Regions from separate parts of the Homo sapiens genome. Here region 1 is linked to region 2. Evidence: chromatin contacts called from ENCODE Hi-C data. All regions are on one chromosome and are shown on one strand. The core of a region is the stretch at or near the end of the contact, and the rest is flanking DNA. Distances in the headings are between cores, read along the strand shown. Region 1 holds the start of LINC03156 (long intergenic non-protein coding RNA 3156). Region 2 holds the start of LINC00487 (long intergenic non-protein coding RNA 487).

Region 1 (7,155 bases), core at 3,940-6,439, 120 kb after region 2:
AGACATCTTTTGTTCCCCAAATATTCAAAAGCTAAGGTCCTTTATATTTTCTTCTAATAGTATAGTTTTGTAATCTTTCTCCAACCTCTATCTGGGCCTCAGTTGTCTATACTATCCTGATCCGAGGCAGGCTGTCTGTTTCCTCGCTGTATTATTATGTGCCTGGAGACTAGACATTATGCCTTCCTATCTCTGCATGATGTTGGAGTTATTGGAGCTCAGGAGTCTGGTTCTCTTACTCAGTTACCTATAAGTATGGCAATGCTACTCAAATGACTGAAGCATTCTGGGTATCATTTCCTTACCTGTAAAAGGAGAAACTGAGGCTGCAGTTCTGAGGTGCAGGGGCTGAGATGCTAGGGTTGCTTACAGCCCCCTTCCAGGTGGCCCATTTCCTAGGCCACTTGTAGCATGGCAGTTGACTTCTTCAAGGTCCGCAGGACTTGTGGTGTTCTACTATAAGGACTACATCTCTGTAGCAGGTGGATGAACACATTCAGCTTCCATTACATGCTGCCGGGCCTGTACTCGACTCTGGACTGTACTCTGGAAACTTCAGGAGGCTCGACTATTTAAGAAAGCCCACAGTGAGTACCTTCTACATGGCCCTGTGTGGGAGGCAACTGGTGATGATGTGGGCCTTTGAAGCCCACCCCTCCTTCGTGGGGAGACAGGCACACTGGAAACTTCTTGGATGTTGGGGTTAGACAAACCCCAAGCTAATTATGTGAACCTGGGGAAATTACCTAGCCTCTCTGAGCCTAAGAATTAAATGCACAATACTTGTTGGTTGAGTGAAGAAATGGCATTGGGTTGGTGCCTGTGGAGCTATCAAGGTGCAGCCTAATGTGCCATGATTCCAGGTGGAGGGCAGGTGAACAACAAGCTATGAAAGTTGGGAATCACAGAACATTGCAAGAAATCATGTTCAGAAGGTCAGGACTGGAGCTTCTGGAATTTCAAATACCAGAATAAAGAATTCTGGCTCTTTTCCTGTAATTCAAAGTGTCCAAAAGTGTGTTTATTATAACACGAGATCAAAGAAATATTGATAGAAAGGTGTCAACAAGGTTATAGGAGCAGTTGAAAAACACCGGGTTAAATAAAGTCTAATTGTTTGCTTTACTATATAGTTGCTTAGCATCTTCCTACATCTTTAAATATGCATGTTGTAATCTCTAAAGCAAGGAGATATGTTTTGCAACCATACCAAACCGGTTTGATCACTATTTTTTTTTTCCAGAGAGAATATCCTGGGGCTGGCAACAGGGAACCAGTGTTATTTAATGGAAAGACTTTCAAGAACTTTGAGCAAGAGGATGTTTAGCGAGGATATGCTTTCCTGAAAACAATATCTATTGGCTCTCCGTCTGTTCTTTAAAACCACAGAGAACTAGCCCATCCTCTTCTCTATTGGGTGATCTCCTAGGTCCATGAAGACTGCTATTGTTTCTAGCTTCTGTTTTTTTCATCCATGCTAAATGTCTCCAGATCTATAAGCTGTCTCTCAAATGCTAGCCTGTTTAATTTTCCCTTACCATCTGGTGGTCAGAACTGAATTTGAATTCTAGGTGCATTTTGGCATAAGCAAGAAAGAATGGACCCAATTTTCTTACATATAAAGTGAGCTGGGAAGGTGGGGTTGGTTTCCTTTTCCTTTAGTCTTAATTATGTAACTTAATTGTAAAAAATGTATCTGTCTTCCAAACACGGTCAGTCATAAAACCTGGGCCTTTTTTTCTAGGACAGAAAAAGTACACTGATTTCTTCTCTTGAAAGCTCAACAGCCTGGAATATTTTAGGCACAAGGACATGAAGGGCTGGGGGAGGAAGGCAAATGAATTTTGTGCTTTATACCAAAGCCAGGCTTTTTCTGGTTTTACTAATGGAAGGTGATTATAGAACATTTTAATGTCAGAAAGGTTTGAAAGCCATTATGCTTCTCCGCAGATCTTAAAGCTCTCCTACTTAATGACTAGTGCCTTGGAAAAGCCAGTGTGCATGCTCTACCTCTCTCTCTCACACACACACATACACACACACCACACTCCAAATATAACAGTAAGAAGCTGATTCTGCTATTATTTGTCATGCCTACAACAACCCCTCTGTGTTGTCGGAGGCGCCGAGCACGTGGTGCATTCTTTAGCAGTACTTAGACACGCTGACATAAGATACAAAGATGATCCAATTACACTTTCTGCAACTGCATCTCATTCTGCTAATGCTTACAAATTAAGGGTGTCTGTCACTGCCTACATGAGCCTGTACAGAGAGCATCTCCAATCTCATGAATTTTAGAGTATGTTCCACAGAAATGCAGAAACCAATTCAACGGCAAGGAGTTGACACACAGCTCATAATCCCTGTCTAGTCAGTATGAAAATCTGTCTGTGCAAGGAATGCAAAATGTAGTCACGCATGGAGTCATGGGATATCAGGAGTGTTATTTTACCAGATCAGAGGTAGTGCTTTACTGACATGAAGTACTTAAAGTGGAATTGCTTTTCTGGGTTGAAACATGTGTATGTGCTCAGCTAATTTCAATCAGCACTGTTTAGTTGTTGTGCTTTGCTTTTTGAAACTTTCTGAAACCAATTACCTTCTCAATTGCTTCCATGATATCTCTTTCAGAGAGTCATGGGTTCTGATTTTGGAGTCAGGAGTTGGGAGCGGCGTTGTAGCTTGTCCGTGAGCTCAGGACCCTGAATTACTCGACTTATATGCCCAGCGTGGGGGCCTCCTCCACTTGCTTGAGTACCTGGCTCCCGAGTCCTTCATCAGTTGACTGTCTAGGTTGGAAATGTTTCCATGATCTGAAAACATCCATTCAGTCTTATCTAATGTATCCTTTCTTCTTTGGGCTAAATGTTAACAGATCCTTCGTTCATTCTTCAAATACAGCTCAGTTCCCAGGGCTTTCTTCTGCACAAATGAGTCAAAAGCGCTGCTGCATCCAACAGTGAGAAAGCAGATGTGTCCCCCTCATTCAGAACACCCAAACTCTCTTACTGTGGCTTAAGGGGCTATAACCTTCTGACTCACCCTTCATACCATAAGCTCATGCAGACTGCAAAGCTAACTAATGCTAACCATCCTTCCTGGTTGTTTTTAAAGCAATTTCTATTAAACCTATTTAGTCCACCTTTAGGCAGTTGCCTTCTGAATTCAGGTTCATACCATTACATTTCCTCCTGCTGCAATGTTATTTTCAGCCTGTCTTTCAAGCCTGTCCAGATTTTTGTGAACGCTGTTACTGAGTTTGCATGCACAAGGTTCCTCTCACAGATGAATCATGCCCAAATTTGACAAGTGTACTTTCTACATCTTCCACTACAATTTCTAAGAAACGAATAGGCTTCTACTGACATTAGTGAGTGGCATAAGCCTGAATGAAATAGACTATGACTCTTGACTGGCTGAATATACAATAAAAGCATAAAACACAAAATGCTTTTCCAACATAGATGCTAGAAATGAGAGTAAAGCTAAAATTCCCCAGCCATACACCCCATGTGGGCTCCAGCACTCTACGTTTAGCTGCCCAGATATCAGCACACATGGCTGTGATGGAGCCAGGAGGTGGGTGCTTCAGTCTTGACTTCCCCACTTTCTATCTTGTGTCCCACCATCTAACTTGTTTTGGGCAAGTCAGTTTTTTTGAGCCTACCTTTCCTCCTCTATGGTGTGTGGGTAGTAACACCAGTCAGACTTAACCTGAAAGTTGTGTGAATGAAAAGCATAATCTGTATGTCAACCCTGAAGATATACGTATGTCAGAAATTACTATAAAGAGATCATCAGCTGGGCACGGTGGCTCACACCTGTAATCCTAGCACTTTGGGAGGCCGAGGCGGGCAGATCACCTGAGGTCAGGAGTTCGAGACCAGCCTGGCCAACAAGATGAAACCCTGTCTCTACTAAAAATACAAAAATTAGCTGGGCGTGGTGGCGGACACCTGTAATCCCAGCTACTCGGGAGGCTGAGGTAGGAGAATTGCTTGAACCCAGGAGGCGGAGGTTGTGGTGAGCCGAGATGGCAGCATTGCACTCCAGCCTGGGGAACAAGAGCAAGACTTCATCTGGAAAAAAAAAAAAAAAGAAAAAAAAAGAGATCATCATTAATTTCCTTTCATCTCATGATGTAGAAACATTTAGATGTTGGGATCCTTCCACATACTTATCTAAGAAAATCTCTGGCTTTTTTTTTTTTTTTTTTTTTTTTTGAGATGGAGTCTCGCTCTTGATGCCCAGGCTGGCGTGCAGTGGCACCATCTGGGCTCATTGCAACCTCTGCCTCCCGGGTTTGAGAAATTCTCCTGCCTCAGTCTCCTGAGTATCTGGGATTACAGGCACCCGCCACCACGCCTGGCTAATTTTTTAAATATTTTTAGTAGAGACAGGGTTTCACCATGTTGACCAAGCTAGCCTCAAACTCCTGACCTCAGGTGATCTACCCACCTTGGCTTCACAAAGTGCTGGGATTACAGGCATGGGCCACTTTTCTATTTGTTTATTTTTGTGTTGGTTTTTCTATTTTTGGTGTTTCTGGATCATGGACTTTGAAAAACTTCCTGGCTTAGCAAATTAGTGTCCTTGTTTCAGTAGCTTCTGCTTGAAGATTTCTGCTGTAGGCAATGAGCCAACTGGCCAGAAAATATCCAGTTATGCTCTGCAGGTTCATGGTGGATGGGGACTTTCACTGTTGTTTAGAGAAACCATTGAGTGGATAACGTTCCAAACAGCAAAATCAAATGGGGATTCTGTACACTCGGGAGTGTCGGCTCTGGACAAATTAGGTTGCACTTGATTGTAAGAAGCCAGGCTTTATTAAAATAGAATATAAATATTAACAGAAACGGACTGCTTCTAATCCCCACTACCGTTGGCCAGGGAGGCCTCTCTTCAGGTTTTCTGAATGGAACTAAATAAGGAGCCCATGTTACCGCGGAAAGGGCACTGTGATTAGGAGCCTTTCATGAGCTTCCATGAACGTCTAGGGCTTGGAAACTTCATTTTCAAAATAAGGCTGTTGGATTAGATGATTTTCCCAACCCCTAACCCTCTGTGTTAATGAATGGACTGACTCTATAATCATGTTCCTTGGACATTTCTATGGAAACACTGAGCCATCATAAGGGAGGCCTTCATTCTGATGTAACAAAGCCAGCTGTGTCCACATGAGAACATTGGCAAGAGTGGGGACATGGAAGCTGTGTTCAGGCCGGTCCACGCTGGGTGACCCATGTGACCTGCTGCTTAGCAATTCCTTGTCACCATCTTCCCTTCTCAGCCTCTTTTTTCATGCTAACAGGCATAAATGAAATGATAAAAGTTTGAGCTCTTCTCGTGGAATTCTCGTGATACAGATATGTGCTACATGTTCATCATCTCGTTGGTCTTCACCATGATAACTGTGGAGTAAGAATTATAAGCAGGTCACAGATTAGGGACTTGAGATTGACAGTTTGGCTTCCCTGTTCTGGGTGGCAAAGCCTGTGGAGTACTCACCTACCTGCTGCATGAAGGCAGCATGGAGGGACTGTGGTGGATTATCTGCAAAGATGGCCAAAATTCTCTCATCCCTGCAGGCACATACAAGGTAAGAACACCTTTACCAGTGGAATGTGATGAAAATGCTGCCCAGACAATTCTAGACAGGGCCTTAAGAGGTCTAGATGCTTCCACATTTGCTTTCTTGGGAGCTCTGAGTTATCATGTGAGAACCACCAGTCTCCCCAACCTGCACCCTAAGCTCATTATCCACAAGGCTGTGCAAAATAATAAATCACTGTTGTTAGGACGCAAAGTTTGGTAGTGGTTTGTTATGTAGTCGTGGATAACTGCAGCAGGGATCTCAGCAACTTTTCTTCTCTGAACTAATGTTTAAAGTCAGGATGTAACATATTGTCTCCATGTGACTTTGTTGAACTAAATAAAGAATGCTAATACCAGATGCGGACCCTGCCTCTTCTGTTCTCTAAGACTAGGCATTGCTCTCTGATCAGAAGAGTCAATCCTGGTGAGTTTAACTTGAGCCTCAGAATCCTACTCAACACAAAGTTCCAGAGAGAAGCGATTATCAATGCCAATACCTTAGAGATGGTACTGGCTGTGGAATCTGTCATCCCTTGACTAGGTGGTCTCTAAGTTCCTTTCCAATTTTAATGTTTTCTGTTCTGATTTATCTTTTGGCATTGTGCAGGTGTCAGGAGAAAAAAATAATGCCAATGTGTCTCTTTAATTCCTTTATCATTAAGTCATAACCTTTCCCAACTCCCAATCCAGTTTTCTTACGTCAATACTTTGGTTTTTGCTTTGTGAAGATGCCAGAATCAGTCAAAACTAAGCTCACTGTCCTTGCTAATATTCTGCCCCAGAGAAGAACTGAAGCTCAGCTCTTCACCCTACAGAAAGCCTGAATTTTGTAAATGTTCTGCTTAGAATGAGGAAGAAAGATGAAGAATGAGGAGGAAGAAGGAAGGAACGAGAGAGAGGTAAAGCCAACAAGCAGAACAGACCTACATTTGCAGCATCTCCAAGTTTCTGCAACAGCATTATGTTGTTGTTATGTTTTGTTTTAATAAAAGCACATACCATTTTTTTTGTTACTCTTATATTCTTTTCATAACAGCTCAGCTAAAGACAGATAATGCTGGAGTCAGCTTTTTCTAAGAATTAGTCTCTTCAAACTGGCCATAGAGATTTGGTAGAAGTCATGGGTTTTAATTGAATTTCTCCTAATGGTCTCCCAGGGATGGAAATATGACTGATACAGGCTTACTTTCCCTCTCCCCTCGGTGAAGCTGTATTGCCTCCCACAGAACAGACCGTTCTTTATGTTCTAACCGGGCTTTTCATAACTCCACTGGAGAGCTGTACAAACCCTAGACTTGGCAACGGCTTTTTTGTTTTCTGAAGCCAGACCAATTCTGGACCCAGTTCCTGCTTTCTAGGAAGAAATAGCACATGCAACCAGCCTCTTCACTGATGAAAAAATACCTCACTCCTTTTTAGACAGCTTCTCGTATTGATAATTTTATAGAAATGTACTGTATAAGTGAAAGTCAGCATTTCCATTACACAACAGCCTGCTAGAGCTGCTTCCAAGGGGCAGAGACTCCTGTCGGCTGTTTGTCCGAGGTGATCTTCCTC
Region 2 (6,524 bases), core at 3,577-6,076:
GCTAGATGGCTTTTGGAAAATTTCTGAAATCTCTTTAAGTTTCATTGTTTCTCATCCTTAAATGAGGAAGAAAGTTCCAAAGATACCACTTTACAAGATAATATGAGGAGCTAGTGAGATAACGCATATGCGTGCTTAGCATGTACCTGGCAACAGGTAAGGGATCAATAAGAGGCAGCCTACTGGATAATTGATTCATAGCCAATCATTGACTCACACTCTTCCCATGCATGGTTTCCTTTAGGCTCCAGCACATTTTTTTTTACAACAAGGTGGTACAATGATAAAAACACCACTCTGCTGTTAGACCACGGATTTCAGTCCTTTGTACATCCTAAGAGTTCTGATAATCCAGGAGGCTGGGGGCCATGTTTTCCACTCAAATTGCCCTGGTGCTGAAATGCACCACGTATAGCGGACACTCAATTAGTGTTTGTGGGCACCAATGAGTGACTATAACTGAGTGATTTAATTCTCTGGAAGAGCTATTTTAGGTTATATCTTATGACATTTTTTCATAGTTGTTAATTTTTGGCCAATAAAACAGCAATTTTACACGATTTAACCTAGTAATTTACAGGACTCACGGAATAACTTTTTGAAATAACACACTATGTGAGATTTTTAAGAGGCATCACTAAGTAATTAGCTGAAAACTTGCAGGAACTACAACAAAAATACTGCAAACTTTTCCCCAGCCCAAACTTTCATTTCATGGATGAAAACAAAACAAAATAACAGCCCTCTACCTAAATCAAGGGATTGCTCCTGTTGATTTGGAGAGATAAGGCCAGATACGGAGAGATGAAGTCAGATCGTGGATCCAAGTATTTTGCCTTAAGATTCAGGTCCTTTCTGCCTTAACATTCAGGTTTTTCTAATTTGAAAACAAGCCAATTCACTAATAAGGGTTTCTAAAGCATCCACAATATGAGGAAAGAGCTATGGGGAGAAGAATACAGGAAAATACAGAGATCCATCTTGACAACGTGATCAATCAGAAAACCTAGAAGTGAGAATCATCAGCTTTCATGGAGCGTTTGGAGAAGAGGCTTGTTGGCGCAGGAGGGCGGGGTCTGCGTTGCGCTTACAGGTCTGTAAAGAGAGAAAGGGGACATTTAGGCGGAAAGGTACAGTGGAAATGGCATTAGGAATAGAGGCAGGGGTTCAAAAGGAAGCTGGGTGGTAACAATACTCCCATTTCTTTCGAGTTCATCAATTAGAATCACTTTCTCTGCAAATTTGACTTCACAGGTGATCCGCTTCACAGATGAGGAGGCAGGAATGCCCACAGGGGATTCACCCATCGTCATCAGCCACACGCGGGAGATGTAGGGCCAGATTTCTCCCTCCATCTGTGTGATCCCCAATCCTGTGACACTCCTGCTTCCTTTTCCCGTAGTGGGGGAACTCCCTCCAAATGGAATTTCAGTTGCTTAGATCTTTGAATTGGATAGTACTACCTATGCTCACACTAATTAAACAATTAAGTCGATGCATTTAATTTTATTTTCCCCTGGAAGATGTAATCACCAGTATCGTTATTGAGGAGGGAGGAGGGGAGAAGAAAACTCCAAACAGCAGAAAACATTCCTGAGTTCTGTGCGCAGTGCCTTTGATGGGTGTGCTCAGATTTTTTTCATCGAGGTGGTTTTGAATCAGTTGCAGGCCTTCTTTCATGTGGGTAACTATTTAAAGATGTGATATTCGGGGCAAGCGTTTGTACCAACTCATTTTCTCTGTCTTCTCCCAGGCCGCTGAGGACCGCACAGGGGAGCGGGCGGCGGCATCGCGAGGACTGACCACTGGGTGGCACTGTTGCTCCATGGAGAGCTGCCAACGGCGTCCCCGGGGACCCGGCCACGTTGAGCACAAAAGGTGGGATTTCTAAGGTGTGCTCGGTGATGAGTTTCTTAATGAATTTACCTCTTCTATGGAATCTCCCTCTGCAGCGTCTCCTGCCGCCCGGGGCCGGTTTCTGACTGTGGACTCTGGGTTGAGCCCATGGGGTCAGTGCGCGTGGAGCTTGCACTGCCCAGACCCACAGCCCCAGGAGCAGCCACCTCCCGTGTCACCCGGGCGGCGTCCTGATGACATCACTTAGAAGATTAAAAATAAATTGAAGCACATGTCACCTTAAAGGGGGCACAAAAAGGACATCTGCATGATTTGATGCATCCATGAGAAAGGGCTGCTGGCTTTTGATTTAAACTGTTGGGAAAGAGGATTTTAAAGCTTGTAAGCTGCTAGTATTTCCAAAAGAATGACTATTTTTTATTTTTTATTATTTAAATTAAAAAAGCACTTCCCTGTTCCCCTGTCCCTACACTCTAATTCTTCTTGGCTTTGATTTGGGCGATATTGTAGGCAGCTTTCTGCTCCACGGTGAAGGTCTGCCCGAGGAAGGACGGGGACAATCTTGGGGAAGATGGGGGAGGCGGGGACCGATTTTCCAGCCCAGAGCTGGGGTCTGCAGAACCAGGAGCCCGGGCCAGGCTGGCCTATCAGCCATGACCATCTGTGCACCTTAGCCACCTACTCACAGCACAGCCTCCATCTGCAGATCCACCTAGGACTCATCCATTCCTGACTGGTCTTTTGTTTCAAAACCCGGCAGCCCCGGCCCCTCCCAAGCCTGAAGTCACCACACACGCCCATCCTCCCATCAGTCACTTCCTGGCTAATGGGGACTGAGGCCCAATCATTCTCGTTTTTCATGCCTTGTCAGAGGCCTGAACACAGAGACAGAGGAAGGGAGAGAGAGAGAGAGGGCAGCTCTGGAGGAGGCGCAGAGTATGGGCAGATGTCCTCATGAAAAATTTACAAGGAATAATCAGAGGCCCCTTCTCTCCCCTCTGGCCAAAGTCCCCCTAGGCTTGTTGCCCGGGCCGCTGTGAGAATATTGGAAAAGTCCCCCTCGTTTTGAAGGCAATCTGGTTCTGGGGGGTTAATGCCCAGCGTTGATGCACTTGGCTGTCCTCTTGAGACCGGGTTGCAAATGCAGTTCAGGCAAAATTGATGAAGTATCAGTTAATCTGAGGCTGACAGTTTAGAGAGGTCACAGCTGCGAGGGGCTGCCAGGGTCTCCCAGAGACAGGACTAAGAAGAGTTAAAGCCAGGGAGGGCCCGGTGAAAGGAAGCATTCATCTTCTTCGCCTGGGCATTTCTCAAACATTGCGCCTGCCAGGATCCCTGAGCCTCTCTCCAGGTGAGCAGTGTGAGTGGGGAGGCTTTCACTCTGGTGCGCACAGTCATGCCTCCTCCCAGACAAATCCAAACCCACATGCCTGGTGTTCCTGGCTCCTTGGGAAGGAAGAAGGAGGGAGTTGCTGCTCCTAATTGAAACAGGCAGTTAGGTCTCCTATGCAAATCCCCTTGCTGTAATTGGCACTGTGAGTGCCGCCTGCTCATTCCTCCGTTTCCCGCTAGGGGAAGGTCATCTTGGTAAGAGATGTGTCCACACGGGGTGGGCTCTGAGCTGCTCAGAAGGAACTCTGCAGAAGTGGGGAACCATTGACTCACACCCTTCCCATAGGTGGTTTCCTTCAGGCTCCAGCAATTTTTTACAACAAGGTGGTACAATGAGAAAAATACCGCTCTGCTGTTAGACCACATATTTCAATCCTTGTACTTCCTAAGAGTTCTGATAGTCCAAGAGGCTGGGGGCTATGGCCATGTTTCTCACTCGAATTGCCCTGGTACTGAAATGCATCACGTGTAGGGGAGACTCAGTGTTTGTGAGCACACACTGAGTGACTATAACTGAGTGATTTCAGAGAGACAGAAGAAGGCATGCAAATGCACTTGTCTTGAGTTGTTTTCTAGGGGACATGCTCAGGGCTCTGGGACCTACCTAGTCATCTCGCTGCCTGGAGAGGCGGCTGCTTGGCCATGTTATCTCCATGCCTTCTAAATTAGGATGCGGCTTTAGGTTCACATTCATAAATAATTGGGTTTTATGGGATAGGAAGCAGCAAGGGCTTTGCGTTGATCGGCCCTGGGTTGGGTCCTGGCCTCCCTAAGCTTTGAGAATGATTTTATCATCACCATTGCCTGCTTATGGGAAAATAGGGCGGCAGTTAGTCGTGGAGTCCCTGTGACAAAGTGGCAGGTGGATGGCTGCGCCGGGGGTCTAACCTGCGCTGTCACACTCCGTTCCCTCTTCCTTTCAGTGACAAGAATGCAAGTAATAGTGCTGAGAATCGTGTGCTCAGCTGTGCTGGGCTGAGCATTTTATGTGCATGAACTCATCCCTCCCTGCGAACTTGTGAGAAAGGTATTATTATTATCATTATTAATATTATTATTACCGTATTCTCTCTGCTTACAGACAGAGAGATTGAGGTGTGGCAAGTAGGTAGTAAAATCCACCTTCTTCTTCTGTGAGGTTCCTCCTGTTCCCAGGGGTGTGGGGACGGTGAGTGGTGGATGGGTGAGGTCTTACAATGCAAAACTGCTGATTTCTACATCCGAAAAAAATCATGAATATGAACGATTATAGCCAGATTGAAACTATCATTATTTTCGGTAAGAAAAAGTGCGTCTATTCACAGAAAGTCAGGTACTTTTCCCCAAAATCACATGGGAAAAGTGTGCAAATACAGAACAGCCCTTCCAGGAAGGAACTATTTTCTCCGAAACAGGAAATTGTTGTACATTCAGACACACCATAAATACACGTCTAGTTTGTACATGGCAATTCCAGGGTCTGAGGCTCTTCCTTCCTGGCCCTAGAATGGCGTCTCTTGCGCTGTGGGCTTCCTGTTGAGGCAGGGGCTGAGGAGGTGGGAAGCAGAGGCTGAGATTTTCCTTCACCACGGTCACAGAAGATGCGCTGTTCCAGGGGCCTGGGTGGGAGCAGCCCAGGAGCCTGCGTCTCCCCTCCTCGGCCCTGGGAGGCGGCTGGACTGTGCCACACGGGACGGGTGCTGAGGGACCGCTGGGTGCCCACCTCCCTGACCCCTCCTGCAGGGGTGCCTGCCAAGCAGCCTGGGCACTGCCGTCTGGAAGATGCGCCGTGCCGGTTCTACACGGTGTTCCCTTGCTCCAGGCAGAAAGGTCAGTCCAGGCTTCTCACTCCATCGTGGCCAGAAGCCAAGTCTCATGGCATGAGATTCAACCAAAGAGAATCTCCTGGAGCTTCTTTACCTCATCAGACTTATATCCCACACAACACACACACACCCCCATCCATAAATGTGTGTATGTATATACCACACACGTACACACACATATGCCACACACATGCACACCACACACACAGAATGAATACACATACACCACACACATAAACACACACGTGTGTATGTATATATCACACACTTAAACACACGCATGCCACACACGTGCACACCACACACACAAAATGAATACACAGACACCACACACACAAACACAGAGATATCACACACATACATACACACACCATGCAACACACAAACATGCATACACATATTCCACACACAGAAACACACAGACACCACACATATACACACAGACATGCATACACACAACACACATATAAACACACAAATGCCACACACCAACACATGCCACACACAAACATGCACACACATACACCACACACATAAACACACAATACCACACACATACACAGACACTAACACACACTACACAAACATGCACACACATACACTACACACAAAAATACACAGATACCACACACATACACAGACACTAACACACACTACACAAACATGCATACACATACACCACAGATGTAAACACACAGATACATACATACACACACACCAACACCCACACTACACACATAAACACATGCATCATATGTAACACACATTACACAGACTTATATCCCACACAACACACACATACCCACATTCAACACACACACTTGCTCACACCCCTTCCCACACAATCCAACACACACACCCCCACATTCAACACACACGCATGCTCACACCCCTTCCCACACAACCCAACACACACACACCCACATTCAACACACACACTTGCTCACACCCTTTCCCACACAACCCAACACACACACACCCACATTCAACACACACATATGCTCACACCCCTTCCCACACAACCCAACACACACACACACACGCCTCCACGTACATCTTTTTATGGTAGTTATTTTTTTGTAAGTAAAATATTTGTATAATATCAGCTTATTGTTTGCCATAGCATAACTTATTTCAAACTTGTCCAACCTGCAGCCCATGTGGCCTGGGGTGGCTTTGAATGCAGCCCAACCCAAATTTGTAAACCTTTTAAAAACATTGAGATTTCTCAGCTATGATTTTCTTTAGCTCATCAGCTATTGCTAGTGTGGTGTATTTTATGTGTGGCCCAAGACAATAATTCTTCTTCCAATGTGGCCCAGGGAAGCCAAAAGACTGGACGCCCCTGAATTATGTGGTTCTCATCCTAGGTGATTTTGCCCCTGGAGGTAGGTGGAAAGTCTGGAAACATTTTTGGCGATCGCAGCTGGAGGGGGCTCTTGGCATCTACGGGTGGAGCCAGGGTTTAGG

What was found. Hi-C counts contacts between places; a loop is a spot of excess contacts on that map. Pooled maps may share reads with other maps.
Region 1: a map of dorsolateral prefrontal cortex shows a loop between it and region 2 (3-fold over the local background). The contact joins the promoter of LINC03156 here to the promoter of LINC00487 in region 2. A Hi-C loop is called at or near these places in 1 of 168 maps with a recorded cell type or tissue (dorsolateral prefrontal cortex), 1 of 37 single-sample maps with no recorded cell type and 2 of 50 pooled maps.

Annotation. Positions count from the first base shown.
Region 1 is chr2:6,648,553-6,655,707 of GRCh38, reverse strand. LINC03156 (long intergenic non-protein coding RNA 3156) reads left to right here and starts at 5,189. Exons shown (of 2, transcript NR_110497.1): 1 at 5,189-5,602; 2 at 6,327-6,601. MIR7515 (microRNA 7515) reads right to left here and starts at 5,335; the gene lies at 5,269-5,335.
Region 2 is chr2:6,768,613-6,775,136 of GRCh38, reverse strand. It overlaps LINC00487 (long intergenic non-protein coding RNA 487), which reads left to right and starts at 4,826. Exons shown (of 6, transcript NR_038369.1): 1 at 4,826-5,058. It overlaps LOC105373404 (a long non-coding RNA gene), which reads left to right. Exons shown (of 4, transcript XR_922745.3): 4 at 1,754-2,314. RefSeq lists an enhancer at 771-1,970.